Linked DNA regions of Mus musculus: regions 2, 3, 4, 5 and 6 are each linked to region 1. The links are chromatin loops, found by intact Hi-C in ENCODE. Cell type or tissue: heart. All regions are shown on one strand. Each heading gives the region's core, and the rest is flanking DNA. Links, peaks and the distances in the headings are about the cores only. Region 1 has its middle 32 kb from the start of Gm40925. Region 2 overlaps Tmem170b (transmembrane protein 170B). Region 3 overlaps Hivep1 (human immunodeficiency virus type I enhancer binding protein 1). Region 4 has its middle 55 kb from the start of Gm32778. Region 5 overlaps Hivep1 (human immunodeficiency virus type I enhancer binding protein 1). Region 6 overlaps Hivep1 (human immunodeficiency virus type I enhancer binding protein 1).

The links. A loop is a pair of places that touch in the nucleus more often than their neighbours do. Peaks named below come from ENCODE experiments on the same cell type or tissue, not always from the same donor. Only the 100,000 strongest peaks of a DNase experiment are listed, where the experiment ranks them.
Region 2: a loop joins it to region 1, with 8 times the contacts of the local background. A loop is called at or near these places in 17 of 42 quality-filtered maps.
Region 3: a loop joins it to region 1, with 2.6 times the contacts of the local background. A loop is called at or near these places in 9 of 42 quality-filtered maps.
Region 4: a loop joins it to region 1, with 8 times the contacts of the local background. A loop is called at or near these places in 17 of 42 quality-filtered maps.
Region 5: a loop joins it to region 1, with 3 times the contacts of the local background. A loop is called at or near these places in 2 of 42 quality-filtered maps.
Region 6: it touches region 1 in a loop (2.5-fold over the local background); 8 of 42 quality-filtered maps call a loop at or near these places.

Annotation. Positions count from the first base shown.
Region 1 is chr13:41,706,639-41,711,921 of GRCm38, forward strand. No RefSeq gene overlaps it. Among named protein-coding and RNA genes, the nearest start is that of Gm40925, 32 kb to the left of the region's middle. In heart, for the core only: a CTCF peak has its summit at 2,977 (motif pointing right); a DNase peak (open chromatin) is centred at 3,003; H3K27ac peaks cover 2,779 bases.
Region 2 is chr13:41,640,649-41,645,931 of GRCm38, forward strand. Tmem170b (transmembrane protein 170B) reads left to right here. Exons shown (of 3, transcript NM_001163572.2): 3 at 1-706. Among named protein-coding and RNA genes, the nearest start is that of Gm5082, 5.6 kb to the right of the region's middle. RefSeq lists an enhancer at 2,564-4,035. In heart, for the core only: a CTCF peak has its summit at 2,426 (motif pointing right); a DNase peak (open chromatin) is centred at 3,313; H3K27ac peaks cover 2,506 bases.
Region 3 is chr13:42,155,049-42,160,331 of GRCm38, forward strand. It overlaps Hivep1 (human immunodeficiency virus type I enhancer binding protein 1), which reads left to right. Exons shown (of 9, transcript NM_007772.2): 4 at 1-5,270. Among named protein-coding and RNA genes, the nearest start is that of Gm32778, 29 kb to the right of the region's middle. In heart, for the core only: no CTCF peak of the experiment used is centred there; no DNase peak of the experiment used is centred there; H3K27ac peaks cover 423 bases.
Region 4 is chr13:42,238,824-42,244,106 of GRCm38, forward strand. No RefSeq gene overlaps it. Among named protein-coding and RNA genes, the nearest start is that of Gm32778, 55 kb to the left of the region's middle. In heart, for the core only: no CTCF peak of the experiment used is centred there; no DNase peak of the experiment used is centred there.
Region 5 is chr13:42,172,661-42,177,943 of GRCm38, forward strand. The region is part of intron 7 of Hivep1 (human immunodeficiency virus type I enhancer binding protein 1); the gene reads left to right. Among named protein-coding and RNA genes, the nearest start is that of Gm32778, 11 kb to the right of the region's middle. In heart, for the core only: a CTCF peak has its summit at 2,545 (motif pointing right); no DNase peak of the experiment used is centred there; H3K27ac peaks cover 662 bases.
Region 6 is chr13:42,142,217-42,147,499 of GRCm38, forward strand. The region is part of intron 3 of Hivep1 (human immunodeficiency virus type I enhancer binding protein 1); the gene reads left to right. Among named protein-coding and RNA genes, the nearest start is that of Gm32778, 42 kb to the right of the region's middle. In heart, for the core only: a CTCF peak has its summit at 2,630 (motif pointing left); no DNase peak of the experiment used is centred there.

The DNA.
Region 1 (5,283 bases), core at 735-4,734:
ACAGGAGCAAGTGGTTTCCAGGAAGCTAGGTTGAGGGTCTTAAAGCCCACACCCATATACATACAAACATACATACACACACACATACACACACACACATACACACATGCACACACACACACACACACACACACACACACACACACACACACACACACACACATATGGTCGCTGCCTAGATTAAGTTTTCCTTGGTTCTTGTAATCTTGTACTAAGAACTATAGGAGTGTACACAGATACCAAAGCAGCAAGAGGTTTTATTCAGAAGCAAAGAAGCAGTGTCCCTGAATGTGGTTTCACCAAGACTCCTAGGTTACTTCCCAAGCTTTCATTTTGCTTGTATAGGTGCAGACGGAAGACTGCCAGGGTGTGGTGAGGGTGGTTATATGCCCCTGACGGACAGGCTTGAGTTAGGCAAGCCTTTGTTAGTTTTGCATATCCTTTACCCAGATGCACCTGTTTTTAATCCCATGCACGCCCAAGTACACATAGGTGTGGGATGGTAAATGGAAGTTTCACCTAAAAGTTCACTCACATGCTGCATGTCGTCTTCACACACACACACACACACACACACACACACACACACACACACACACACCCCTATACCTCTAAAACAAGCCCAGGGTATCTTTACACTCCACCCAGTTCCAGCATATATTTGATCAATAAAGGGAGGTACCAGGGGCTTGTCAGTTGTCAGGTGGAGTGAGCAATTGCAATCTGGAGAGGACTGTGTGTGTAACTCCATGCAGGTGGGCACTGTCCCTGCAGTCCACACACCTTGTACTGAAGAGTGTTGGGGCCCTGAAGCTGACACATGCATGTGCCACAACACAGATGTCAGCATTGGCTGTAGTGACACTTCCCTGCTGTCGGCTTACCACCTCCCTTTCACGTTAAGGGCTTTATTTCCTTGAAGTGGAGATGGGGGGAAGACACTCAATTATGTGTATTATATCCATTACTGCCTGCCTCCCCCATCACCGGGCAGTTTTGTATCACCTGGAGAAGGAGAAGCTGAGGACAAATAATCTCCTCCCTCCCCATTAGGCCCTAACTTAAATGCTCTCCCCATGATGTCACATAGGCCTTCAGGTCTCTATTCGTTCCCCAGTAAAAGGAGGCTCTTAAATGGAATCACCCGTGGGCTCTTCAGGCTGACCCGAATTCTGGCGATGAACCCAGCAGAGTTAGGCATATCACGGTACCTCTTGGGTGTTTTTCTGCACTGTCTGATAGATAGAGAGCCACGTTTCCTGTGGGCACTAAAGGGTGCGGGTGCCCTCAAGCATACCTATACTATCAGTTCCTCTCTAGAGTGTGAGGCAGACAGACCTTGCCTTTGCACAGACTGACACATTCCATAAACACTGGCTTTGCCCTCTGCTCTGCACAGGCCTACTTATGTGGAGATTATCGTGCACACTGCTGACTTTAGAGATATCATAGATAAGGGCATGAATGTCTCTGACGAGGAATTTGTGCTGGTTCAAGCAGTCAGTGGGAACCTGAGCCCTAGCATGCGAGGCCTGTGAGGATGTCAGACATCATCCATCCTGCTTTCCTCACACTCGGGAGTGGGGGGTTAAGAAGAGGTGACTCTGTCACAAAGGAACACACATGGTATGTACTCACCGATAAGTGGATATTAACCCAAAAGTTCAGAATACCCAAGATTCAATTCACAGACCATATGAAGCCTAAGAAGAAGGAAGACCAAAATGTAGAGGCTTCAGCGCTTTTTGGTAGGGTGAACAAAATACAGGAGGAAATATGGAGACAAAGTCTGGAGCAGAGACTGAAGGAAAGGCCATCCAGAGACTGCCCCACCTGGGGATCCATCCCATATACAGTCATCAAAGCTGGACGCTATTGTGGAGGCCGGGAAGTGCTTGCTGATGGAAGCCTGATATGGCTGTCTCCTGAGAGGCTCTGCCAGAGTCCGAACAAATTCAGAGGTGGATGTCCGCAGCCAACCATTGGACTAAGCTCGGTGGTCCCCTATGGAGGAGTTGGAGAAGGGACTGAAGGAGCTGAGGGGCTTTGCCGCCCAATGGAGGGAGCAACAGTGTCAGCAGGCTAGACGCACCCCCCACCCCCGGAGCTCCCGGGGACTGGACCACCAACCAAAGAATACACATAGAGCAACCCATGGCGCTGGCCACATATGTGGCAGAAGATGGCTTTATTGGACATTAGTGGGAGGAGAGGCCCTCGAGCCTGAGGGTGTTCGATGCCCCAGTGTAGGGAAATGCCAGGGCAGGAGGATGGGAGTGGGTGGGTTGGGGGAGCACCCTCATAGAGGTGGGGAGGGAGAGATGAATTAGGGGGTTTCCAAAGGGGACACCTGGAAAGGGGAAAACATTTGAAATGTAAATAAAGAAAAATATCCAAGAAAAAAATAAAAATAAAATACCTACGGTTTATGAATAGAAAAAGGCTAACAATGAAAAAAAAATCCAGAAGAAAATAAATAAATACATAAAGGGGAAAAGAAAAAAAAAAGAAGTGTGATTCAGTTGGCTGGCGGAATCTTCAGACAGACCAACCTGGGACTATTTGGGTTTTAGTCAAGGACGAGGAATGCATGGCTGTTCTACATTAGTGTGCACTCACTGCCGGCCAGACGCATGAGGAATGGCCGCAGACTTTCTCGGAATCTTATGTAAGAGATGGAAGGACCTAGAACATGTCTGGACAACTCGTTCCACTTCTATTTTGTGAAATTAATTGTTTACAACCCCTGTCTTTCTTTTAGCTCAAAAAACTGAACCTTGTATTCCCCTTGAAGTCAATTAAAGGAAGCTGTCTGTTTAGGGAAATAAATGCTCTCCAAATTGCAAGAGCAGAGGTGACAACTTTTTCAACATTTTTTTTTCATTTTTTTCAATAATGTAAATCCTCTAGATGATGCCTATTTTGGCAAACGACCTGTATTGGGGTTTTATGGGACGACGCTAACACGTTGGTGTACGTTCGGCCAGCAGGTGGCAGCAAACGTTTTTATTAGGAAAACCGTGCGCTTGAAAAGAACGCCTAATCAGCAGTCCCTTCTAGCAAAAGAAGCCTATTAAGTGAGCACAGCAGAGGGCATTCACCACAACGCTTCACGCAGGAGCCTTTCTTAAGAGGGGGCTCTTGGCAGTAGATGGTGGAAGCGCGGGGTGAATTATTTCCACCAAGTTTGTTAAAAGGAAAGTCCAGATGAGATTAAGGACTGGAAAGAAAACTCTATTGAGTTTCGCATCCTAATGACAATCCAATTTCTCGGCCCACAAACTTCTATCAGCCTTTCTCGGCCTGCAGCCTGGTGCTGAGGGGCTGGACCCAGCTTTTACCATGTGGCTAAGGTTTTGCTGTTTGGAAAACAGAGTACTTCTGGGCTACCTAACTGATGGAGCGCTTTTCTGGAGTAGCACACTCTTGCTTTGAGATGCCCGAGGCGACCGCTATTCCTTTTCATTGCCGCTGTTCAGGGCCACCAGAAGAGAATGCTGGGATGCTAACTATCCTGACACATCCTGGCCGATTTACGTCAAGTTCTGATCCTTATAAGACTTTTAAAATATAGTAAAAAGGTTCATTCGTTCTTTCAATGACTGCTTGCTTTGTGCCCACTATGCCCAGTGCTGTGCTTACAGAAGTCTCAAGTCTAGGAAAAGAACCAACTCCTTTCTCATCAAGTCCCCACAGAAACCTACAGAAACAAGCCCGGGTAGGAAGGAACACAGTCCTGGGCTGTTGTTGAACCTAGTCTAGGTTTACAGACTGATAGGAGTGGCCAGTGGTCCTGAGTCAGGGACCCTTAAGCTGAATTTGAAGACTGAGGAGGAATGCGTAGGTTAAAGGAATAAGGAGAATATTCAGACCAGAGACTAAAAAGTTCTAAGACCTGAAGATGGAAGGAAGGATAGGAGGCAACAGACGCTGGGAGGGATAGAATATTGGGGGAGAGAGTGGACTCTGCTATGTAAGTGGAAAATCATGATTCTTGCATTTATAAGGCAAATGTACACACACACACACACACACACACACAATTGACCTCTGCTGGCTGCTTTTGTATAGTTTGTGATACTGTTAGCTTGGAGCTAGCGCAAAAATATTTCCAAAAAATGTTCGAGTATTTTACTGTCCCCAAGGCATTGACTTACGTAAATGGACACAAGTACCTTTAGGGACAGCCACTGTGAAAGATCATAACACATATCTTTAAAAATATATATAAAGCCTTATGCCCTTTCTTTTCTCCTTCATTAAGGAGATGTGGACCTGTGAATTGACCAACATTTAGAAATAATCCCTTCTGGCCACTGTAAATTGTGCATCCTGCATTTGAGAAGCAGAGATAGGAAATCAAAACACTTCCCAATCACCAATACAACACCACATATATAGGGTTCCATGTTGTTCTTTGCATAAAATTATTTAAGGCATTGTATTGTCAGTGTATGGTGCATGAGGTACATCCAAGACAATGGATTATACACTTAGACTTGGACCCTAGTCGCCCAATACAGTAGCTAAATACCTGCAAATAGTTTATAATCTTTAAAGTATCCAGAATCTAAGACTTCTGTCCTAAGCCTTGCTGTGTAACGAATACTGTTAACTTTGAAATGAAACACATCCCATGAGTACAGTTGGTGTGATGATTTACCTTAATCAGTTTAATTATCAACTTGACACAATATAGTATCACCAGGGAGAAGGGTCTCAAGAAAGGATTGTTTATACTAAGTTAGCCTGTGGGTATGTCTGTAAGGGCTGGTCTTGATTATGTCAGTGAATGTGGGAAGGCACAGCCCACTGTGAGCGACACCATTCCTAGGCAGGGCACCCTAAACTGCCCAAGTGTCAGGAGTACTAGCTGTGAGTAGACATGCAGGAATTCATTCTCTCTGTTCTTGACTGTGGACGTGACAAACTACTTCAAGTTCCTGCCGTGACTTCCCCTCAGCAGTGGCCTCTAACCTGTAACTAAAGAAACAAATAAAACCTTTCTCCTCTAAAGTTGCTTTTGTTGGGTGTTCATCATAGCAACAGGAAGGAATCTAGGACAAGTGGTAAGTGCTTGGTCCCCAGCTGGTGGTGAACTTACAGCAAGATGCTTAGGAGAGGTTCCTTCAACTTTGAGCATCTCCCTTGAGGGTCTCAGTGTATCCCGTGTTCCCCTAGTCCTTGGCTTTCTCATCTCAGTCCAAGGGTTTACATTATCCCTCTCCCCTCCCATAGTTGCAGTTTGTTTGTGTACACCTAGTCAAGAGACTAGGAAATGCC
Region 2 (5,283 bases), core at 520-4,519, 66 kb before region 1:
GTGAGGTACCCGCGTTATGTGAACATGACTTCCCCTTCTGTTAAGACTATAAACTACACTGTAAGAGTGTGTGTGTTGCATGTTTACATAAAACAATTTCATTCTGAAGGATTATTTCAACTATGTTTATATGTAATACCTAACAGGTTGTAAATAGTGTATACTATTGATTTTTAATTTTATATGAGCGATTTTTTTATTTCCCAAGTCATGTACAAATCTCATTGTGTATATAGCATAACTCCCTGGAGACACAAATTTTGCAGTGAATTTTAAGTATTTTAATCGCTGTAAGCATCATGTTAGCCTCAGAGATGCTGGTCCTTATTTTAAATTATTTTTCACCACACATTTTCTTCAAAGGGCAGCAATAAACATATGCAAGTTATTTTGGTTCTTGAAAGTTGGCCTCAGAAGATAAGAGTGCAGTTCAATTCACAGCTGTAAAGAAAAGATGCACAACTTACACCATCCGCGTCTGGTCCCAGGACAACTTCTGAGATCCATCTGCACATGGCTCTCCTCTTTGTAATATACAGGGTGAACTGTTGAAAACACACAGGACATCTGTCACAGTGAATCCAGCACTTCAGTGTCATTACACAGAATTTATTGGATTAAAGTTTGTAATATACAGTATTTTAATAAAGTTTCTGTATTCAATTTCATGCACTTATATATATAAATAAACCTGTCTTTAAAAACTATACAGTGCTGAACTCCTGGCTTATTTCCATCCTGTCTCTTCCCACCTTGTTCACAGCGGACTCGCTGTGTTCTCATACACCAGTGGAGTGGCCTGGAGGCAGTTTGCCTGCATCTGTAAGATCCTGGGCCCAGACCCTGGTTCCACAAAAGCCATAGAAAATAAAACGTCATGGCCTTTCTGGATCTTCTGTCAGTTTTGTCTGGGCCAGTTTCACCTGTGGACTTTGAAAGTGTTGAAAAGGTTAAGCAGCAGGTTGAAAGACAGTTTAGTTAACTGTTATATTTGCTGGTAACCAATCTTGTCCTAAACCAACCCTGGGCCACATACGCATTTATTTCTACAAGTCACTATTCTAAAAATGAAGTCACAGGACTGGGGTGGTGGCTCAGTCAGTAATGCTGGTTGCATCCAGAGCTCCAGCACTCATGTAAAACATCAAATGTAAGGTCACAGAGACAAAAGGCACCCTGTGTTTGCTCCTTAGCCAGTCCTGATTGATAAGTTCTAGGTCCAGTAGAGACCGTCTCTAAAAATAAGGTATCCTTAGCGAGATGGGTAGTGAATGAAGGCACTTGCCACAGAATCTGATGACCTAAGTTCAGTCTCCAGTACCCATATGGTGGAGAAAGTTCAGATATAAATGGAGAGTGATGGGAAGGCATCAGTCATCGGCCTTGATACACACATAACATGGCAATATGGAACCTGGGAGTCAATATGTAGTCAGAGTTCTTAAAAGATTGCTGAGGGAGATGCCAGGCTAACCATCCTCTTGAGGAGGGAGCAGAGAGCCACTCCCTATGAATGTCACTGGGACAAAAAGTAGCCTAACTGCATGTTAAGGATGCAGACAATTTTCACATGTACTGGTGTTTATCTAATTCTTACTAAACTGAAGTCTACTTTCCTTTTCTTTTGGAACAGAAGACGTTCTCATTCTGCCATAAGAATAACTTTCCAGCCGGGCGTGGTGGCGCACGCCTTTAATCCCAGCACTCGGGAGGCAGAGGCAGGCGGATTTCTGAGTTCAAGGCCAGCCTGGTCTACAAAGTGAGTTTCAAGACAGCCAGGGCTATACAGAGAAACCCTGTCTCGAAACCCCCCTCCCCCCAAAAAAAAGAATACCTTTCCACAGAGACTGTGAACCCAATCCAACCAAACAAGAACTCGAGACGGAAGGTACATCTTGCACAAATGCACACAAAGTTTATTACTTTGTATCATCTTTCTTGGGCTCAGAGTAATATTTTGAAATGTTTTTGAAACGGGTAAGTATCCTTAAATATTTTATATCCGCTGAGCATTGTGAGAAGACCCTAAATTTCAGACAAGATCAGAGACAAAGAAAACCCAGAAAAAAAGACACTTGAGTCCTCTTCCAAGCCACCTAGTGGAGGACAAGTCCTGCTCAGGCAGGAGAGACCAGCTCAGACTCACTGTCACTGAATGGGCACGCACGCCTAAGTTAGGGATGAACAAGGTCTGTGTTTTTAGGAACAATGAAGGAAATCAAACCCCATGGTGGATCTCTCAGACGGAAGTTGGATCTACCTCCAGAAACACTTGAGAAACATCTCTACCTCTTAGGACTGTCTACGTGCACTGAAGTTTTCGTTATTTTTTTGTTACCAGAGCCAGTCTTGGGCTCATAGTCCTGAGGAGAATTTATAGAAGGGAATTGGGTTGGCTGGTTTAGTTGCCAGGCCATATTTTGCCACTAGATGGCAGAGTTGTTCCACCTTTTTCTACTTGGGCATCCAGATTAATTTAGTTTGTCCTTTTGGGCTTATTCCCTTAAGACACGGCTAATTTTTTGTTTAACACATACGTAAGTAAATTAAACGTGAGAAAAAGCATGGTTTCTGCATGCCATTGTTGGTCAATTTTTACTTCTTAAGAATGTTTAAGATACACTGTTGAGGGTTGTTTCCAAATAGAAAATTTCACATTAGTTGTAATAATGTGATTTTTTTTTAAACTATGTCACTAGCCTGGCCTTGATTTATGTATTTTTTAATTCAAATACTTATTGCCTAGTGATACTTTATCAAATTGAGTATAGTACGTAGCAAGTGTCAGTTACATAGTGTCTAGGGGACGAAGCCTACTACAAATATTCCACAACCTTAAGGCACTATGACCGTTGCCTATCAGGTCCTGGTCTGCCACCCATTGCTTTAACATGGCCATGATCAGTTTCTGTGACTCTGTTTAAACACCAGTAAACCCAGAATAATTTCTATATTCAACCTATAATTCTGCTTCCTCTGTCATCCATTTATCTGTCTTCAGGACAGACAGACAGACAGTAATTCTAGGGAGTGGTAATGAACAAAGCAAGAACCAGATTCAGTGTTGGGGAGTAGGTACAGTGCATGTTGAGAAATTTCTTTCAAACTTAAACTGTCCCCTTGACCAGGGTGCTACTCTGGCGACAGAGCCCGCTGGGGGATTTTTTTTCTTTCTTTTTTTAGAAACAGTTATGGAGAGGAGCCTTACAAAGCAGAATGGATGAACTTGCTCAGCCAGCAAATTCCTTGCATTCCCTAGACCAAATATGTCCATGCTGAGGAAGCCACAGCAGTGACTTTAGTGAGGTCCTCTGAAGGACAGGCATGACGCGCCTGTCAGCTGTGCCACCAGGTCACCAGCCACCTCAGATCCTGTTGCTGTTGGCTTTGTGTATTGTTGTACAGAAATAACTATAGCTCGGACCCCCGAAGGGCAGGTGCTTTTATGTCCATAGCTTTTTTGACTTGAAAAGCACACAGCACATTACCCAGTGTGCTCTGACCTCTGTAGGGACTGTGCAGACAAACACGGAAGGCGCTTCCAGCTGTGGTCAGGACACCTTGAGAAGAGGACCTGAGAGTTTTCATAAGCCTGCTCTTCCTTCCTTGTCCCTTTATGTTGGGACTAGTGCCATTGGGTGATTCCAAACAGCGATACAAGAAGGTAGCAGGGCACCCTACAGAAATGGGTGGGATTTGTCCCTAAGGAGAGACCTGGTCATCTTTCTGGACTGACCTCTGTGTACATGAGACTCCATTTTAAACCTAATGTCTTGTCTACTTCCCCAAAGTAAATGAACTCTCCTTCTCTTCTCAGAGGTTGAGCTGCCGTGGTTTGTGTCACACCATCTGAACAGGTGCATTCTCTTACATCCCTGGACTGGGACTGAGCTGTCACTGTGAACTCAACGCTAACCTAAGCTTCAGCCGTAACCCTCACTGTACCCTCAACACCAGTACTATGTTTGAAACGTTAGTGTCTACGATTCTCAGTTCAAACATGTGTAATTTGAGCTACTTGGGTTTTCAAGGTCAATGAGAAGGCAAGAGAAATTCAAATTTAAATCATAACCTCTCTCTCCCCCACCCCACCCCCGTGGTGTGTGTGTGTGTGTGTGTGTTTGTTCTCATGTGTGCCTAGAGAAATATAAAAGCTGCTATTATTGGCAGAGCAGTAATTCTGCTGTTTCCCAACCTTCAATGTCAAACCTCTCCAACGTGCTTCATTTTATCTTCCCAGTCTGATATGACTCGGGAAGCATTATTGTTGTTTATTTAGGGAATTTGTTGGTCCTGTTTGGGTTGCAACCCAGGGTTTTGTGCACACCAGGAAAGCATTCTTCCATGGGGATAGACCCCAATGTGTGTTTTGTTCCTGCTTTTCTGTCCAGAATACATTTACTCGTTAAACAAAGGTCTTTCATGGAACTTGGGCAGCTGGTTAAACAAAGTCTGTTCTGAGGGCCACCCTACAGTGACTACAGCAGCCCTTGTCTGGACTCTGGTAAGCCTCGGGGGCCAGTGGGTTCTTTGGGCATGGATTATTTCCTGGACAGCCTGAGTCCAGCTCTTCTACATGTTAAGCTTCATCTTAACACTTTGTAAAGAAAGCAGAAAGGCCTACCTGAGACTCTGGTGGAATTCTGTTTGATCGTGCTAGGGGTGGGGCAGTTACCCAGTCCCTTCATCATAATGGTTACACAGCAGTGTCGTGGACTTGTAAAAGTATCCCTGTATTTATTCAAGGCCTTAACTAACCAGACTGTTTTCCTTCATAAATAAAACCTGTATGGGTTCCAGACTCTTAATTCTTCGCTGATTCAATGTGTAGCACTGGCTAGCTGGATCAGAAAAATAAAATCACTAAGTCGGAACTAGTCTTTGTGGTTATTTTGAGTTCAGCATAGACCAAAGAACTAAAGGATCCTTTGACTGTCACAGTAGTGGGATCCTGTGTTTGAGAGATGTCTGTGGGACAGGGCCTGAAGAGTGTCAGCAGCTGGCTCCATGGCTCTGGTGGAAAAAACGGAGCAGCGAGCTGAGCAGCTCCTGTCAGGATCAAACGACAACATATCAGTTGTGACAACGGGATCCATTTGTGGTGTCAGAATCTGTCATGGAGAAGCCATTAAAAGGTTAGGCTGGAATTTAGCTTACAATGGTGTCCCCAAATAAAGACTAGCTCAACATGATGTCACCTCTCCTATTGTAGGAGAGGATGGGGGCAGAGATAATAGATTGACAGGCAACCCTTAGAGAATTTCTCTTTCATGTTGAATGGTA
Region 3 (5,283 bases), core at 888-4,887, 450 kb after region 1:
CGCCCTGTCCTCCGTGTACCTCGTACCCAGTACATGTGGCCTCCACTCAGAAGAGTGAACAAGTGGCAGCTCAGTGTGTTTCTCACCTGTACAGCTCACAGGACCACCTTGTTCCCAAACTTAGCCAACAGAATCAGCAGCTTCCGGGGCATCTGGGCTTCACAGGCTCACTGACAAACCTGCACACCCTTGAGAGCACTAAACTTGAGCCGATCTATAATACAGCAGTGACATCCACTGTAGGTCTCACTTCTCCCTCCACTAGAACTCAGGTCACTCCTCCACACCAGCAAATGGATTCTGTGTCACCTTTGTCAGTAAGCCCTGCCAGTTCCACACAGTCACCCCCAGGGCCAATTTACAGCTCAGCCCATGTTGCTTCTGTTGTCAGTCAAAGTGTAGAACAAATGTGCAGTCTCCTTCTTCGAGATCAGAAGCCAAAAAAACAAGGCAAATATATCTGTGAGTACTGCAATAGAGCATGTGCAAAGCCCAGCGTGCTTTTAAAGCATATCCGCTCCCACACTGGAGAGCGGCCTTACCCCTGTGTGACTTGTGGGTTTTCATTTAAGACTAAAAGTAACCTGTATAAGCACAAGAAGTCCCATGCACACACCATCAAACTGGGCCTTGTCTTACAACCAGAGGCTGGGGGCTTGTTCTTGTCCCAAGAGTGCCCCAAAGCACTTAGTGTCCATTCAGACATTGAAGACAGTGGGGAGAGCGATGAAGAGGGGCTTGCAGATGGGAGACAGAACAACCCATGTGTCAAGGACCTGCAACCTGTGCAAACAATGAAGACGGTATCGAATCCCGAATCTTTACCCAAATTGATACCAAGCAATTCAGATCATGTGGTCCGTGGCTTCTCTTCACAGGACAGACCTTCAGACTCACAAGCCCCGACAGAGTTACCAAAGGTTGTGGTCCACCCAGTAAGCATGCCCCCCTTGAAAACTGACTGTCTTCAGGTGGCCAATCCCAATCCTGAACTTCCTAGTCCACAGAGCCCGAGGGACCTTCATGTTGCAAGCATACTGTCACATTCAGCCAGTGTGTCATCCTTAGAGATGGATGAGTCGTGCCATCAGAAAGGGGATGTGATTCAGTCAGAAGGGAAGCCAGATTCTCACAGTGGAACAGCACATGCGCAGCTCCAGAGACAGCAGGCCACAGAGGACCCCCAGGAACAGCAGGGGAAGCTGCTGCTGAGTCCCCGGAGCTTAGGAAGTACAGACTCTGGCTACTTTTCACGGTCCGAGAGTGCTGATCAAGCCGTGAGTCCTCCAACTCCGTTTGCCAGAACTTTTCCCACCATGGACCCAGACCCAGCTAAGAACGGTGGAGCCCCAGGGCCTCGAATCAGTGCTCCAGCACCTTCTGCTTTGGCTACCGGAGAGAAGTCATCGGTCGTCACAGGCCAGATGCGCCCACCCTTGGCCACCAAAACTCTGGAGGAAAGGATTTCCAAGCTGATCTCAGACAATGAAGCCTTGGTTGATGATAAGCAACTGGATAGCGTGAAGCCCCGGAGAACCTCACTTTCTAGACGGGGAAGCATTGACTCCCCCAAATCATACATATTCAAAGATTCCTTCCAGTTTGACCTAAAACCGATGGGACGGAGAACAAGCTCCAGCTCTGATATACCAAAGTCCCCGTTCACCCCAACTGAGAAGTCAAAGCAGGTGTTCCTCCTGTCTGTCCCTTCCCTGGACTGCCTGCCTATCACCAGAAGTAACTCCATGCCAACCACGGGCTATTCAGCAATCCCTGCAAATATAATTCCTCCCCCTCCCTCTTTGAGAGGAAGCCAGTCATTTGATGATAAAATTGGCACCTTGTATGATGATGTCTTTGTGTCAGGACCCAACCCATCCATGCCCCCAAGTGGCCATCACCGTCCCCTGGTCAGACAGGCTGCAGTGGAAGACTCCACAGCCAGTGAGAGTCATGTTCCAGGCTCTGGGCAGTCTGTGGATGAGAGCTGTCAAGGGTGCCCATCCTCCAGTGAGGCTGGACCAGTACAGAGCAAAGCAGCGCAGACCCCTCACCTAGAGAAGAAGAAGTCACATCAAGGACGAGGAACCATGTTTGAGTGTGAAACCTGTCGAAATAGGTATCGGAAGCTGGAGAATTTTGAGAATCATAAGAAATTTTACTGTTCAGAGTTACATGGGCCCAAAACAAAGGCAGCTGTGAGAGAGGCAGAGCACGGCCCGGCACCCGGTGGGGCACAACCCCAGGTTCTCCACTACAGAGTTGCTGCTCCCACAGCTGTGTGGGAGCAGACACCCCAGATAAGAAAAAGGAGGAAGATGAAAAGCGTAGGCGATGAGGAGGACTTGCAGCCACATGAGAGTGGGCGGTCCCCAGAAAGCGCTGATGCCCTTCAGCTGCAGCCGGTCCCAGGGGCTGCTCCCAGTCCATCCAAACATACCTCTGCCACGGCAGCTGACCAGGCACACAGAGGCGTCCAGCTTGTGGCCCGGGGCCCTGAACGGGCCTTGCCCCTGAAGCAGTGCCCCATGGTTGAACAGCAGCTGAATGCTGCAGCTCAGGACAAGATGGAGGTGAAGAGACAAGGGGGTGGCATCTCTGTCATCCAGCACACCAACTCCCTGAGCAGGCCCAATTCATTTGACAAGCCAGAGCCCTTGGAAGGGGGCATCACCTTTTCTTTACAGGAGTTAGGCAGAACTGGGATGCCTGGGGCCCTGAAAGTGATAGGAATGGCCCCAGAGGAAGGCCACCCACCTCAGGATGCCATGCATCAGACAGCACTGTCACATAACCTTAGAGGAGAGCCACGGGAAAGTGCTAGAAAGATTCCAAGTGAGCGGTATGTGTTAGGGCAGCCCTTGAGACTTGTCCGGCAGCACAACATCCAGGTCCCAGAAATTCTGGTCACTGAAGAGCCAGACCGGGACCTGGAAGCCCAGAGTCACGATGAAGAAAAGTCAGAGAAGTTCACTTGGCCTCAGCGTAGTGAAACCTTATCAAAGCTGCCAACAGAAAAGCTGCCACCTAAAAAGAAAAGGCTTCGGCTGGCTGAGATAGAGCACTCCTCAACCGAGTCAAGCTTCGAGTCCACTCTGTCCCGGAGTCTCAGCAGAGAGAGCAGCTTATCCCATGCATCTAGCTTCTCTGCCTCCCTAGACCTAGAAGACATTTCTAAAGTAGAGCTGGCCCCCAAAATTGACTTTCCAAGCAAAGCAGAGTTTCTTTTGATTCCACTGGGTTCAAACACACTGAGTGTCCCCGGAAGTCACAGGGAAATGAGGCGGGCGGCATCAGAGCAGATCAGTTGCGTGCCTACACTGATGGAGGTCTCTGATTTCAGAAGTAAGTCATTCGACTGCGGGAGCATTGCTCCTTCCCACGTGGTGCCAGCACTTGTTGAATCACAGCCCTCCTACTCCCCATCTGCTGTTGGGGGCACTGCACACGTGCCCCTTCTAGAACGGAGGCGAGGTCCCCTGATTCGGCAAATATCTTTAAACATAGCTTCAGATAGTCACCTCTCTCCTGGCAGTGCAGCAGCTCTCCAAACCATTGTTCTTCCTAGTGTGAACACAGTGCCGTTTCAGGCTCCGAGGCTCCCCGATATGGCTTCTGCTGACTGCCCTGCACATACTGTGCACCCCCAGGCCCTGGCTAAAGATCTTCAGGCAGAAATTTCAAGTTCCAGCTCTACGGACACATTTCCTCCTCAACAACTTTTTGGTGCCCATTTATTAAACAAAACCAATACATCCCTTAGTCACCAAAACACACCACTGCCTCTGCCAGTGTCTGCACAGGGTGGCAAACCAGATGCAGCACCCACTGCATGTGTGTCTTCGACAGGGGAGGGTAGCTTTGCTCCCAAGTACCAGCTTCAGTGTCAGGCCTTCACTTCAGACCAGGGTTGCTCTGCTCCTCTGCGTTCTTCACCTAATCAAGTTCTTCCAGGTCAAGCTGGAGCAGATCCATGCCCAGCGTCAGAAGCACCGCCAGCCAAAGCAGCCGATCCCATGGCTAAACCGTGCCCTCTGCCGCCGCTGGAGCTCGGGCTCCCGAGGGATGAGGTGCTGCAGAAGCAGCTGCCCTCCTTTGTGCTGCCCGTGCCCCAAAAGAGGAACGTGACAGTGGACTGTTTCACTCCTGTCACATCTCTGCCACAGATCTTAGTGACCCAGGATCTGCCCAACATGCCAATTTGCCAAACTAATCAAAGTCTAGTGCCAGTCAGCGAAGAACAAAATTCCATGCCAAAATCACAGAACTATCTCCAAAATGCATCGCCTACACCGGAGAAGGAGCTTGCATGCAAAACTGTTCTCCCAGAGGTGGGCCAGAGTGTTCCAGTTTCAGAGTCCTCGCCGACAGTTCAGAAGGTGTCTGTTGGTAGACTCTCCCCACAACAAGAATCCTCAGCCTCCAGTAAAAGGATGCTTTCCCCAGCAAATAGTTTAGACATTGCCATGGAAAAGCATCAGAAGCGGGCTAAAGATGAGAACGGAGCTGTTTGTAGCACAAACATAAGAGCGCTGGAGCTGCCAAGCTCAAGAGCTAATGAGAGCCATAAACAAAAGAAGCCAGTCCTGGTAAGGCAGCTCTGTACCACGGAGCCCCTTGAAGGAGCGGCGCTGGAACAGGGTGCTTGCTCGGCCTCTGGAAGGAGCAGCAACAAGGCTGCTAATTTGACTCAGGTTTTACCAACTGATAGTCTGTCATCCAGACCCTCCACGTTTGCAGTCACAGACCATGTCAATGAATTGCAGGAGTTTAAAAACACCAAGGTGTCCACATCTCTGACTCCTACAGTGGGAAGTTTCCCTGCTCCATCGGAAAGTGCCTGTGTTTTGCCTTTGAAGTCTATAGACAACAACCAGGAAAAGGGGTCGCCAGGGGTTAGACATGAAGAGAACAAGGTCATCCAAGGGCAGAGGCCGCCTCTAGTGTCTGGTCTTTCATTGGTGAGCAGCTCAGACACTCAACAGCCGTCATTTCCCAGCCTCAAGACTGCAACTAGCTTTACATGGTGTTACCTGCTGAGACAGAAGGCATTGCCGTTGGCTCAGAATGACCAGAAAACTTCAGCCTATACGGGGTGGACAGTAAGCTCCAGTAACCCAAATCCACTTGGTTTGCCTACAAAAGTTGCTCTTTCTCTTCTTAATTCTAAACAGAAGACTGGAAAGTCACTGTATTGCCAAGCAATAACCACCCATTCAAAATCAGATTTAGTGGTCTATTCAAGCAAGTGGAAAAACAACTTAAGCAAGGTACTTGAGATAT
Region 4 (5,283 bases), core at 853-4,852, 530 kb after region 1:
AGGGAATGTTTTAAACAAGCCCTCAAGGAAGACAACAGTCACCCATTTTCCAGAGGAGGAGTTAGAAGGCTGTGAGGAGAAGCTTCAAAGTCAGTTCTGTAAGGTTCCCAAAAGCTGAGAAAAAGATAGTTATATACAATAGAAATGATCACACACAGCACATCACTACACACACACACACACACACACACACACACACACGCACGCACGCACGCACGCACGCACGCACGCACGCACTCTCTCTCTCTCTCTCTCTCTACCTTCCTTCTTCCCATGCATCCACTACGAATGAAACAAAGACCTACAAGCCTTACTTTCCAGGAAACATGGCCTGGAAAGTATCAGTCAGCACACAATTGGTGGCTTGGCTTTAATCTTTATGTGGGGATTTTAGAGTAGTTAATTCCCTCCTGGGAAACAACATACTGTAATCTCAGACCTTACCTCTCAGCCAATCGGGGTCCCTTGTACAGGGCCACTGTCCTGGAATCCCCGTAGCTGGGGAAAGGCCATTAGAGAGGGTCTGTTTAGAGACTCAGAAGCTTGGGTTAGGGAGGTTTGCAAAATAACATCGCTTGTTTTTTTTCTCTGACTGAAGCTCTTGAAGAGTGGAAACTCAGGGTCTCATGATCTCAGTCAGTGATGTCTGCTGCAATGGAGGGCTTTCTCTGCTTGTCTGCACCTCTGCTTTGATGGAGACTAGGAAGACAGGTCTCTTCTTAAATTCACCAAGTCTCAGGCCTTCTTATTCCTTCCCCTCCTTCTGTTTGAAAACAACAACAACAACAACAACAACAACACTGAACCATCCATTTGTCTTTTTTCAATGAGCAGCTTTTTTTTCTGATTTTAGGCAGGCACGTGCATTATAGGAAAGAAAAGCGCTACCAATGGTGGTGAAAATGTGAACCCATCATGGGGTTCTTGGCTTGTTAGTCTCATTGCAGTTCTCGGTCTCTGTGACCACAAGTTAGTGTGCACCCACTATTGTTCCTAGGAAAATTCAGGCTCAGTTCCTGCATTATTCCTTATCAATCAATTAACCAGTACACAACCCTGCAGTGTGAGTTTTTGTGTGAAGATACATTAAATACTGCTGATCCATTTAATGTGGAACTCACCAACAGTTGCCTAACCCATTGTTTTAGCTAGGGTTTCCACTGCTGTGAAGAGACACCATGACCTAGGCAACTCTTAATAAAGGACAAGATTTAACTGGGACTGGCTTACAGGTTCATGGGTTCAATCCATTATCATCAAATCAGGAAGCATGGCAGCACCCAGGCAGGTATGGCACAGGAGGAGTTGAGAGTTCTACATCTTGATCTGAAGGCTGCCAGGAGAAGACTCAGCATCCTCAGGCACCTAGAAAGAGGGTCTCAAAGCCCACCCCCACAGTGACATACTTCCTCCACCAAGGTCACGCCCACTCTAACAAGGCCACACCCCCTGAGAGTGCCATTCCCTGGGCCAAGCATATTCAAATTGCCATTCCTGTGGCCTATGAAAGTTTATCTAAAATGTATATTTGTTTGTGTACTACCATTTTCTTGTGCTTTCAGGCTCTAGAGTCTTTCAGTGCTACACCAGGGGACAATTTTAAACAACAAAATTATACACAAAACACAACAGATGACAAAAAAGTCACACAGTGTGAGAGCAGGATGTCATCTCCTTTGAGCTCAATGCAGTAAGCATGTTAAGAGATTAAGCATTTTAACCTCTATGCATGAGCATGAATCACTCAAAATACCATGGGAATGGATTTTGGGGTTATAAACAGATTTTACCAAGTAAGCAAATTGGTGGATAATGGAAATTATGGGTTATAAAATTCTGCCATATTTGTTCCCCTCTACTGAATAATGAAGTCTGTTGAGGGTAGCAGAAAGAAAGGCTGAGAGATTGTTGGCTAACTAAGACATTTCTGCAAGTGATTTACCAAAGGCACAGAACCAAAACAGTAGTCAACTGGTCCATTGTAGAGAGATAGAATCCCTTGCAGCTCTAGAGAGAGAGATAGAATCCCTTGCAGCTCTAGAGATCTGTTTGTGGCTCTGTTCAAATGAAAAAAAAAATGCCTTGCCATAAATGTGAGCTCTGTTCACATTTAAGGATACTTATATTTTATTAAAATGGATTTACATCCAGGCAACGAGCCAGGAGATTATCCAGCCCAAAGCTTGCTCTGTATTCTCAGTCATCCAACCTTGGACCTCCTGCCTTGACTCTACCACAGACTTCTCATCCTGTGTCGGTGACTATACATGGCTGACATATCAGCTGCCAGAAGCCGCTTTCGTTGTTTGGAATGTTAATTGCAATAAGTGGTCAAAACTCCTATTTAATTAATCAGAAGTCAATTCCAAGTACAACATAAGATAAAAACACTAAATGGAATGCGGAAGCCCTGAATCTGATGGAAAAGGAAAGTCAGATGCAATAAAGTCCAGGAATCAATTTCTTGCTGTTCCCTGAGCATTCACAGCCCGTTCTCATTTATTTACAAAAAACCTTTAAAGTGTATTATTGAGTTTGTGTGTGTGCATGCACACTCAGTTACTGCAGGTACCATGGCCCATATGTGCAGGTTCTCTCCTTTCACCTTTCCATCATTTCTGGGGACCTTTACCCACCGAGGCATCTCCCAGCCCTCTTTCTTGTTTATTAAAAGTTATATTTTTCCTCTATGAGCAACTGATTGGATAGATTCTGCCAGGGCCACACTCTGAATAGAAGCAAAGAGACAATCGTTCAATGGTTTTTTAGACAAGTACCAAGAGAGGACAGCCCTCATTATCCATAGACTTGTATCGTTAGGTCCTAACGGAGAGAAGTGGGTGACCTTTAGAAACCAAGTCCTGATGTCACTTCCTGGGACCAGAGCTCCTATCTGCTTTATCCCATGGGGTTATTCTCACAGACACCACCAGAGACACATGGGCTGATCTCTTTATAAGTCTCAATCTTAGATCATGTGTTTAGTGATGAATCCTCACCAGATCACTTGCTAGTGATGCTTTTTAAGGGGGGTAAAAATGATTGACAAAATTTCCCAACCATTACCTAGTCAAAAGTCTAAAAACCATAAAAATATAAACTTAAAAAAAAAGCATGACGAATTCTTTATTATTTGAATAGGTGGGAAAAAAAAAGGTATCATGTTGAGATTTCCCCCCAAATTAGCAGTGTACCACTTTGTGATTCATCTCTTTGTATATAATCTATAACACATGCATTAGAATTACGTACACAAATACGTATACCTGTGTATATGTAACTAACTCTTCTGATAATGAGGTCACAGATTCCAAGGATACCTCTGTCTCTTTAGATCTCCAGATGGCAGGCCTGTTTCTACTTTTAGTTATGGAATTTATTGTTTTCACTAGACAATAAAACATTTCGTGTCAAATAAATAAGGGTCACACAGTTTCCAAATAACACATCAGGGTGCTCATAAAATCCAAACATGCTGAGTCAGGTCATTTTCAAAGGGCAGAGCCAGCACTCCTCCAAATTCAGTAACTCCTGGAATGTGGCAGCTTCCCATGCTGCTGCCTGGTGGCCTGAATCTTTCATCCCCTCTACCTTCCTCCGAGTGCTAATGCTTTTATTATTGGGAGGTGGGAGAAGTACCAACTTTCTTAATTAAGTAAAATTTCATCTATTAACGTGAAGCTCATTCTAACTGATGAACACACACAAAGAACACTGTGCATAAGAATCCCCAGTATCTTCATGAGCTGCAGCCATTATGAGCTACGTGAAGATTTTTTTTTTTTAAATAAAAGAATGTTGCTTATAGCCTTAAGAGCAGCAAGAGAGCAAGAGGGTCAACAGAATGTTCTTGGAAAGGCTGCCTGAAAACTTGCCCGCTTTTCTCTGGTCTCATTAGTGGAAGGAACGGACAGGTCACTTTCAGAAGGATTAAAGGGTCAGGGAGTTTAGTGAAGGGAAGTCCCTGAGGCCTTTAGAAAGAACATGGGCTATAGTACAATCTGGGAGCTAATCCTTTGGGTAAAACCTGACAGATTTGGGAAAGCTGTTTCTTTTTTTCTTTTTGGTCTTTAGCGAGACAATTTCCCATTATGAACAGATCTCAGATTGCCTTCATCTTTATCCCAAGTTGCAAGACTGGCTGCTCTTGTCTTCTCCGCTGCACACTCCCTCCTGGGCATTGCATTCACAAGTCTTGTCGCCCCTGCCACCACCCCCACCCCAACTGTCCCTATGCTAGCCTTTTCTGACCAGAAGTATCTTTGCTTGGTTTCCTCTCCTCTTACCCTCATCTACAATTATCCAAACTTCCACTACTTCAACCCGCTTTCAGGGGTGGTCTTGGATAAGACTGACTTACAGAATGCCAGGGTTTTGTTCGTTTGTTGGGGGAAGGGGAGGGCGGGGTTTTGCTATGCAGGCTGATACTGACTTGACACTCTCTACATCCTCCAGACTGGTTTCAAACGTGTAGCAATCCTGCCTCGGCCTCCCAAGTGCTGGGATTACAGTTGTGAGCCACCACTCCTGGCATCAGAATGTTTATACTAAAGAGGATCTTTGCAGTCATCTGGTCTACCTGTTTTTTGTTTGTTTTGCTTTGTTTTGTTTTGTTTTTTTTTTTTTCCTCCATAAAGAACAGAAATTGTGGAAACTCCCAAAGTTGCTGACAGAGCCATGATAGCTCAGGACTAATTCTGTATTTTCTCTTAATAATGACTGTAAAGTCCTGACAACCTAATCTCTAACAAACTAAGGTAAAGGTACTGTTATTCCTCAGATTTCCTTGGAATCTAACAATTGGTTCCAAGACCCCTGCAGATTAAGTTTCCACCATAAAAAGGAGTAATGTTTGCACAGGGCCTATACATATCCTCTCATACACTTTATGGATTTGTAAGGTTTATTTTGTGTGTCTGTCTGTCTGTCTGTATGTATGTATGCCTGAGGAGGCTAGAAGAAGGTGTCAGTTCTGTATCTGAAGTCACAGATGATTGTGAGCCATCCTATATGTGTGCTAAGAACTGAACTCTGGTCTTCTGGAAGACAAATGTGCACTCTTAACTGCTGAACCATTTCTCGAGCCCCTCCTATATACTTTAAAGGCTTAGATTATCAATACTGTGTAAAAAGTTGTCATACTTAGTTATTTAGGTAATAATGACAAGAAAATATCTGTTGATTTAATTGCAGAGGCAATATATGTGTGTCCACTTGTGTGTGTGTGTGTGTGTGTGTGTGTGTGTGTGTGTGTGTGTATGAGCTCACGCTCGCACATGCACG
Region 5 (5,283 bases), core at 372-4,371, 470 kb after region 1:
TTCAGCTATCCACTATGTAAATGTAGTAATTTAAGAAGTAGCCAGATTGAGTGAGCCAAGGAGCCAGTACCACGAAACACCAAGTCAGTAGCAACTGGAAAACGGTGACATCGTCATCTTGAGTATGGTGGCATACTTTAGTCCCATCCACTTGGTCTACTCCAGGGAGTCAGATCTCTTGAACCCAGAAATTTTCATGCAGCCTGGACAATAGAGATAGTCTATCTCAATAAAATAAATAAAAATTTAAAATCCCCAAACAAAAGAGTTTTTCTCTAGGTTTTACTAAGAGGAACCAACAGGCTGGTAGTTATGACAGCCATGGGGTTCTACAGTTAGTTCTTCAAGAAAGACTGGTAGGCAGCTGAGGAGTTGACTCCGTAAGTAGAGCACTTGCAGTAAAATATAAGGACCAGAGTTCAAATCCCCGGAACCCACCCAAATGGTGGTGCATGCCTGTAATCCTAGGGGCTCCTTTAGCTGTAAGACGTCCAGGAAGAAAACCAACCCTGACCCCTGGTAGGAGAGCACACTCCACACACATGTGCATACTTCATGCATACATACATACATACATACATACATACATACATACATACACACATACACACACACACACACACACACACACACACACACAATAAGAGAAGAAGGCCTGTTACATTTGGTACACATCCATGAAAGTCACAGCCTTAAACTTAGCCCTTGATTATTACAGACATGGGGAGTGGGGAGTCTTTAAAAACAAACAGCAGGACATAATTCAGGAGATTTGATTCTTCCAGAAGCCTTGGTGCTTTTCCAGTTAAAAGGCACATTTAGGGTCCTGGTTACCAAACCGTTCTTTTCTCTAGGTCATAAATAATCATTACCAAGGAATGTCTGAGCCTTTCTTCATTAAACAAGGACATGTTGAACACTCAAATGCAACTGCATGATTTCTGCTAAGCCTGGTGGGCTGCTCCTCGTTGTTTAAACACCATCACCATTTGGTAGTCTCTTGGTCAGCTGTACAGCTGTACAGCTGTACAGCTTTGTGGGGAAACTTGAAGCTTTTAAATATGTTGTCCTTTAGTTATTCCTCTATAGGAATAACTTGTCCTTGTTTTATTGTGAAGATTTCGATTGTTCTTGATTACATATGTGCATGTTTGCCTAAGTGTGGCTCTGTGCGTGTGTATGCAGTGCTTGCTGAGGCCAGAAAAAATACTGGATCCCTGGGAGTTAGAGGCGAGCTGCTTGACGTGGGTGATGCAGACTGAAGTCTGACCCTCTGCACAGCAGCACGTGCTCTCCAGCCCATTGTAGTTCTCACTGAAGGTTCTCTCTACACTTAGTCTCCTTAGCTTCACTGGCCTCAGTCTCTATGTCCCAGCTGTCAGGTGATAGTTTTCTCATGCACATTCTCCACTGACAGAATATGTTCAGTGAAGTCAGAGAGACCCGGTGAGGTGGGCTGCAGATCCTTGCGTTTCCTGATTCTCTAGCGGGCCCTTGCAGCAGTGGGCTTTGTAGGCTTCCCCTCACTCCGCTAGCACAGGAATTTATGATGTCATTTTCAGTGGCGCTGGCTCAAGGATGGAGAATCAAGTAGAGTTGAATATACATTTTTGTACACAGCCATTATAATTTGCAATTATACATTTGCAATTTAGAAGTTGTTACCACTTAGCTTTAAAATTAGCAATGTATAATGTATAATTATGGTATAAGCTCCTGAAAAGTTGGATCTTTTCAACTTCATACTGCACATTCCCATAGTCTTGCCATATAAAATTATGTGGCCTCAGGAGTCTTGCCCTTGTGTTTTGAGGGTATTAAGGAATATATCTTCGTTTGCACCTTTGTGTCAAAAATGGTGCCACCAGCAATTTGCTTTTCAGCCTTTGATCCAAAGAATGTTTTCATCAACAGAGTGCTAGACTTCAGCACAAGGAATGTTAATGTGTGTCCTCAGTGGCCAGCCCAGGGACAGCAGCCTCAAAGGGCTAGTGCAGGGAGAAGTATGCTTTGCAATGGAATTTTAAGTACTGACCTATATACATGAGATAATGGTTCAGACCACAGGCTTGCAAGCCTGGGTCATGTTTACCCTTAGAAGCACTGAGTGAATTTTATAAAAGTACTAGCAACATTTTCCTTCTAAATGAGGCCAGTAGGCTGTCAGTACCAGATTTTTCACACAAACATCTATTGTCTTTAAGTTTCTTTGTAGAATAGGAAATCATAATGGCCTTTAAGACGTATACTTAGTGCAGTGTTGATAGCAATTACTTACAAACAACAGAGCAAGGGTGGCCTTCTGGTTTATGCCTAAAGCTAACAGTCTGCAGTTCTGGCCCACTGTGTTCATGTAGGTTGCTTTCCTACTTTAAATAGAAGCATTATTCACAAGCTTTACAGAAGGGTTTCCCTGGCTGCTGTTGTTTGGCTTTCAACCTAGTACTTCCTAACTGGGAGGAAAATAAATCCAGACTAGTTATAACAAAAGAGTTGGGGAGGGGACCTTGTCTTCTGGGCTGCTGCTGTCTTTGTGGCTCCAGCTCATCCAGCAGGTGTCACTGTCTGGCAGCGGTGGGAGCAGATTATGGCTCATCCAGGCAGCCTTGGGAAGAAGGTCCTTTCCCAAAGAAATTCTCAGGGAAGCCTTTGTTATAAGCTTTTTCGAGCATTCATTTTGGAGGGGGGAAAAAAAACCCCACTGCTACATTAAAAGATTCTCTTTTCCTTCTTGGGTTAAATTGTACATGCAAAAAAGAAATAACTTTTGTAATCTAAAAATTGTGTCATGTGTTAGAAACATTTACAGTGAATGGGGATTGTGTCTGGAAGAACAAATTGCATGGAGCTTTTAAGTGCCATTTATTTACAAATTTGTTAAGCAAATGTGGATGTCTTCTCCATAGCCTCTAATGGCTACCACAGAGAAGCCAGAGCATTTATCTTCCTGGGGTATTAGCCTATGTTGTACACACTAAAAATAATAATGGCTGCAATATGATAATAAGAAGGCAGTGAGTCCTGTTGGAATGGTGAGGAGAGTCTGGGGTTCACATGCTGGTTGGATGCTGTCTTAGTCAGGATTTCTATTCCTGCACAAACATCATGACCAAGAAGCAAGTTGGGGAGGAAAGGGTTTATTCGGCTTACACTTCCATATTGCTGTCCATCACCAAGGAAGTCAGGACTGGAACTCAAGCAGGTCAGGAAGCAGGAGCTGATGCAGAGGCCATGGAGGGATGTTCTTTACTGGCTTGCCTCACCTGACTTGCTCAGCCTGCTTTCTTATAGAACCAAGACTACCAGTCCTGAGATGGTCCCACCCACAAGGGGCCTTTCCCCCTTGATCACTAATTGAGAAAATGCCTTAGAGTTGGCTCTCATGGAGGCATTTCCTCAACTGAAGCTCCTTTCCCTGTGATAACCCAGCTGTGTCAAGTTGACACAAAACTAGCCAGTACAGATGCTTTCCAGCCATCTAAGCCCCTAACTTCCTTTGTAAGGTATGTTATCTATTAACTGTCATATCATAGGGATTTTGTTTTGATTTGGTAACATGATACAAACAGCCTGGCGCCGGCAACCTTTTTCTTAAAGTGCCGGGTAGTAAGTATCTCAGGCATGCTTGGCTGTATGTTCTCTGTTGTCACTGCTAGCAAACTCCAGTTGTACTGCAGCATACAAACAAGCTTGCTGTGCCCCCACCACCACCACAAAATTTTCTTTACAAGAATAGACAGTGAGCCAAATGTGGTAGTGACTAGAGTTGCCAGGCCAGGTAACCAAGGAACTGTGAGTGCCGCCATAGTTACTATGTTAAATAGCACATCAATTTCATAAACTCATACTCGGTGAGGCTTTGGAGAAATGGCCAAGTCTGTGTCACCTCTTTGCATACTGATAAAAGCTACAAACAGGACTAGAAAGATGGCTCAGCAATTAAGAACACTTACTGCTCCCAGCACCCACATGGTGGCTCACAAACCTCTGTAAATCCAGTTTCAGGGAGATACTGAAGCCTCTTCTAGCCTCCCTTAGTGCCTGTGTACACATACTATACATACACAATGCAGGCTGAAGAGTCATGGAATAAAGATACATCTTTAAAAACATTTTTAGTTAAAAAACAAAACAACAACAAAAATAACAAAAATCAAAACAAACAAAACCAGCCAGGCATTTCCTGGGGACCAGTCCTGATTCACTGCCAGCAGGCGTCTCTGGGAGCTGGCCTCTTAACTAGCATACAGCAGTACATAACCAGTACAGCAGAACTGAACAGGCGCTTAGAGCCCTGTTGTGGAAAGAACTGTCTTCTGGGAATGACCTAGAAATTGTGTGAGAGAAGGCTCAAACGCCATGTATACAAGGCCCTTCCCCTAGGCTGAGAGGCTGACAGTTGCTGGAGTTGGGGTGATTCTTCTTAGCATTGTAGCTGCCTGTATCTGTAACCCCAATTCCAACCAAGCTGGACTTAGGTAGAATGATTGCTGTGGTGTGGCTATATAAGGTTCTTAGAGCGTTTTCATGTATCTCCAGGAAACTCTATCTTCTACTCATGGATATTACCCACCTTATCATTTTCTTTGTTCCAAAATACTGGACTGGTTTGACAAATAGATGGTAATCCACTATTCATTTGTAGATTTCCAGAACTTTTGACAGTGACCTTTCTCTTTGGGAAATTCAGACACCAATTCTCTCAGAGAAAGAAAGACCATTCTCTCCAGACCCTGGGAAGGGAGCTGAAAGAAAAGAATGGCAGTCTCTCCTTGGGTTCCCTCAGCATCAAGGCTGATGGCTCTTTCGAGGAAGGAAGTTTAGAGCTGTATGACAACTAACCCTGACAACTCACTCTTAAACTTTGTTAGGGAGATAAAACATTAAGAAATTAAGTTCAATTATTAGTTTACACTCTCCTTGGAGGCTATGCTTCATATAGTCTGCTATCCATAATCAGATAATTATATGAAGCTTTTAATGTCTCTGCCTTTAAACAAGGAACTCATGTGTATCTTTAATAAGCTAGCTTAATAACTATAATCTATTGTTGACCTTTCAGATCATCCTCTAGTCAGTTTTAAATATGGCTGAATGGAAGTGTTTAGCACAAACCGTGTGCATTGAATCTCAACTCTGTATAACACTAAAACTCATTAACTGCATTTTTCACTTACTGTAACCCTTAATTAGTGCTGGTTTTAATTATGACCAGGTGGTGTTGGCATATATATACTGCTAAGCTAAATTCTCTACTAGTATAGATGGCTGGAGCAAGAGTAG
Region 6 (5,283 bases), core at 578-4,577, 440 kb after region 1:
CTCTCCCGAGCATCCCACAGGTTCTACTGTGCAGAAAAAAGGTAGCATATTGGAAGGATAACATGGAATTTTTACCTGGCCACCAAGGCTCTGAAATGAAATGATTTCATTCAGGGAAAGATTGGGAAGCATCAGGTGTGGTTGGGTGGGAGACCAGAATAGGTGAGAGGGGACCTGGGGACGCAGGGAAGAAGCTAGTCTGTATTATAGCATCTAGACCGTCTAGCATGCTTGCCCCCCCTCCAGCCCCAGAACTCCTCACTGAGTCAGTCCCTTATTGCCCTGATTTTCCATGTCTTCATTAGTATAATGGTCAGTAGAAGAAATTAACATCAACCACCAACAAAATAGAGTCCTTTAACAAGGTACTGTCACAGAAGTCATTTGACACTTGCAAATTGTTTAAGTCTGTCCCCCATCCAGACTTAAGAGGGATGTGGCAGTGTCAGCTTGGGGTGCACGGCTTCTCAGGCCCCCCACCGAGCACATGCTTAGTGGAACTGCTTAACAGACCCTTCTCCAGTCATGACAGAACTCCACAAGGTGACCCTGACGTCTTTGTATCATTGTTCTGCACCCCTCTCCTTGTGGCCCCCTCCCACCCTACCCCTGCCGTGGGCATCTTCCTGTAGTCCTTCCAGCTTGACTTTGCCCATCATAGTGTCCACGGGCACCTGTGAATAGGAGTTCTTCGTCAGTGAAAGAGTCAACAAGGATGGATGGGGAGTGGGAGAAGATGAAGTCCTTTTCCTAACAGGCGGGGCTTGCAAGCAGTGCACACTATTGCTCTTAGGTCTCAGGTTGCTTATCTGAAGGAAGCTATCTCCTTTAGGGTCTTCAATTATCTGGCACAGTGATGCATACAAATCATTGCTGTTTATCCCAGTAACAAAAATCTTCATTGTGATAGAGTCTGTGGACAGCTGCAAATTGCTCTGTCCTCAAGATTTTGTTTAATCATAAAGAATGAGACTTTTCTTGTTGGATTTAATATTACAATATCAACATCTTTTTATCCTGGTGGGTGTGAAGCCCTGAAGTGAAGATTCTAGATTCTGACAGTTTAACACTGTCAGAAACAAGTCTGCAGGAATTTCCAGTTTTCCACCTTTGTAGTAGACAGTGTTATATACAGTTTATAACTTGTCACTAAGGGCCAGCATTATGCTGGTAAACCACTGAAAGTCAGGGATCAAACAATCTTTAGTATTTGTCACATTGGTAGACATATCCCCTGCCATGGTAGATGTCAGGCTACTAAGGACTCTGACTTAGAGGCTTCCAGAGTGTCACTGAGAGTGGTCCTGAGCACATACTGCTTAGAAAAATGATCATCTCATGTCAGCCATAATGTGAGAGAATCCTGGGACCGGACGAATGTAAACTTAATATGTAGACAGCTTTGGATTTTGTTAAAGACATCACTAAAGTCTTTGAATCTTTCTCCTGAAAGTAGGCCAAACAAGACAGGGTGATACAACTTTATTTGTTCAGTTTGTGTTTTAATCAAAGGTAGAGTGGGCCTCCTATATAACTGCATTTTATGAACCTGAAAAAAATACATCAGGATATTTTGGCTTAGACTTCTTACTGTTTCCTTTTAAGTCATGCTTCTGTATGCTGTGTGGGGTGGGTACTCATGGGTTTCTGAAGAAGGCATTAGATCTTCTAGAAACACAGCTGCATGTGAACCACCTGACAGATAAGCTCAGCGGAGCAAGGCATGCTCTTAACCCCGGAATCATCTCTCTAGCCCCCCCCCCCTTTCTACTTTATTTATTTATTCTTTTTTTTTTTTTTTTTTTTCTTTTGAGAAAGTCTCACTATCTAGCCCAGGCTGGCTTGGAACTTGCTATGTAGATCAGACTGGCCTCAAACTCACAGAGGTTCACCAGCCTCTGCCTCCAAAGTACTGGTGTTAAAAAGGTGTGCGCCACCAATCAGCTTTACCTGTTGCATTTCTATTTTGCATGAGTCATTATTCAAAATTAGAGCATGTTAGAAGAATAAAAGATAGAGTTACGTCATAGCACCTGGTATCAGTTGCGGTTGATCTTCTCTTACCTGCTTAGCTAGCTCTGCTGTAGCAGTCAGAGAACTTGTGTTAAGGGGCAGGGTTGTGTAACTCTCTCTCTGGTGCTTATGAAAAGGATTAGAACCAGCACTAGGTATGCCTCCTCTCCTCTGTGTAATATCTTTAAAAGGTAGCTGGAGAGAGCAGTAAGCACTGCGTTGTGAGGGTACGGCGTTTAGGGATGCGGTGAGTAACAGGAGAGTTGAGATGCTAACACAGGCACAGCTTCTGAGGCTGCCTCTCTCCTTGTCTCTGGGCGTATCCACTCACTCATTCACTTTTGACTGACCCGCTCTTGTACTGTGCATGGTTTTTTGTACTTGATTAAGTTTCATGCAGGTTGTATAAGTTACCCATAAGAGAGAATGCCATAACTAATAAACACGAAGAGAAGGAAGTTGGCTCAATGGTTCTGAGCCTTGGTGAGACACACCATGGTGGTTGTGTGGAGCAGAGGGGGCTGCTTTCTCAGGGACAGCTAAGAAGCTGAGGGCCTGCAGTCCCCACCCACCTAAGACTTAGGTCCTAAGAGTCTATACCGCCACCCAGTGCCAAGGTGGGGACAGAGCCTTCACCGGTGAGCTTTGGAGGACTTTTACATTCACTTTGTAGCATAGTTGTGGCATCTTGGCAGGTCCACCATGAGTTTTGCTTTGCTTTGCTTTGCTTTGCTTTGCTTTGCTTTGCTTTGCTTTGCTTTGCTTTGCTTTGGTTTTTTCCTGTTGGTTTTGCTTCATGTGCATTTTCTCTCTGGAACTTTGCTTTATCTTAAGGGAGAATGCTGAATTTCTCTGTTAGTGTGTGCCTAGTATATTGAATTTCTCCATTACTGTATTATCTGTTGTGTTAAATTCTTCCACTGGTGACTGTTATGTAGGGTTTCTCTGTTGATATGTGCCAGTTTGTTAAATCTCTCTATTAGTGACTGTTGTGTTGACTTTTTCTGTCCATGTCTACTGTGTTGAATTTACCTATTAGAATTTGCTGTGTTGAGTTTCTCTATTGATATGTGTTTGTTGTGACAAATTCTATAAAGTGTCATCTTTCAGGTGGTATCTACATCACTTCACCTGGAGAAAAATCTCTGGGTTGGGAAGTGGGAATCTAGCATGGGAGTTCATTTCCTCTAGGGCACTTTGTGATATCATGCATCAGAACTGTTGATCCTTTGAAAGCAATCTGAATTTTCAAAATTATCAATATGCTTTTCTCACCAAGAATTTTATCTTTGACTTTTGCAGTTTTCTATTGATGAACACAGGGGCTGAAATTCTGTATCTTTCTTGTGTTTCATCCAGTGCTTTTAAATTTGTAAGTTTATGTGTTTGGTTTCCCAGAGTTTCTTTGTCTTGTCTCACAAAGGATGCCCATTGTTCATCCCTGTACTGTCAGATCCCCAGAGAGTTTTGGGTGGTTTCTTCCTTGTTTCATAACCGCCTTAGAATCCTGATGTCCTTTATCTTCTGACATGTCCTCCAGCATGGTCTCTTTCCCAGTTCTTAAATGAGTTGAGTAGGTCTAAGCCTGCTGGGTTCTATTTGCCTTTTCTATCTACAGTGTCAATGTTAGCCCTTGTAGGTATCCTCTAGACCCTCAGTACTCCCCAGCAACATAAACCGAGTATTGACCTGGTCTGGTGCACTGGCTCACGTCACTGCAGGGCAGTGGCTCTCATGCCCAGTTCTCTTCTTAGGTAACCAGCTATCTTTGAACTGGTGCTGGATATTTTATTTGAAAACTACAGAAGTATTTTGAAGGCTTAGTTGCAATCTTCCTTCAGAGATTTTAATTTTCTTCCAGGCTTCTGGGCAAATAGCAATCTAATATGATCTTAATAGTTTCAGGTTTATGACTTTGGGAGCCGTGAAAAGTGAACTGCAGGGAACGCAGAGCTTGGTTTCCATCTAGTGCATCCTCAGTCCCAGACAGGGCCCTGAAGCTCCTACCTAGGAGAACACTGGGGTCTTTACTGTGTGTACCATGTGGAGAACACCCTAGTCTGCTGGTTCTTTCTGCTTTGTTTAGACAGCAGGGACTCCATAGCCTAAGCTCTCCTTCTGAATATGCCTGCCTGTCCTGGGGACAAGGGCACCAGTGTTTTAATCTGAGGATCTCTAATCCCTCAGGGATCTTGATTTGGTAAGTTCTTTATTACCTACAGGCTGATAGTGTGTGTTCTCAGAGCAGGTCTGGGTTAGATAATTTTCTGTTACCAGTAAGATCACATAAAAATTGTGTATACACTAGCGTATCAACCTTTCATCTGCTTTCAATTTATTTATTTATTTTTTTACTTTGTGTATATTTACATATATTTATATGCCTAGAGACTTTAGTTTTAATGTATTTAAATCACTTTTCCTTTCTTTCTTTCTTTTTTTTAATAGAAACTTATTATATTCCAGCATAAGATAAGCTAAGAACTTACCTGTGGTTTTCTAGCTGTTTCTCTGGTTTTATTTTTATATTGAACCTTTGAGCTTATTTTATACACTGTTTGCTTATAACCTACATTTATTTTATCATCTTGTATATGAGATCAGAATCTCATATTGGAAATGGTATCATCCTTTTCCTAAGGTTTTGAACTCTGGCTTTATAACATATTAAACCTTTATAAGTTTCCTTCTTACCAGTGATCTGATCTCGGGCAGGGCAGGGGCGGGAGTGGGGAGGGTGGTCCTGTTTTAGTCCCTATGTCACAGCACTGACTTTGTCCTTACGGTTCTTTGCAGAACTTTGCCTTCTAATAGAGTTTATTTTCCTGAATAAACACTATGGTTTGTCATATTTTAAAACTGAGAATTTTTTTCATTAAAATTTTGTAAAATACAGAAAATTTAAAAGAACTGAGCTGGCACCTTCCCAGCATTAACTCTTGCCAGAGGCGTGATGTGCCAACCCCCTCCTGGCTCTTTTGAGACTGCTTTGTCTGAGCTTGCGCATACCACAGCCCTCACCGCCTACCCCACTTCCCATGTTCTGGGTCCATCATTCCTCAAGTCTGTTGTATTGTCTGTATGTTTCTATTACTTGGTATAAAATTTTACTTTTATCAGAGTTTAGGTTTCTGTTGTAAATAAATTTTCCCTTATGTTTTCTACCAGCCTTGGTATAAATAGAAAGATTGCTGTTTGTGAATATGGTAAGGAGGTAGCACTCAAGACTTGTGGTCATTTCATTGCGTCTTTTTAAATGACTGTCCCCAC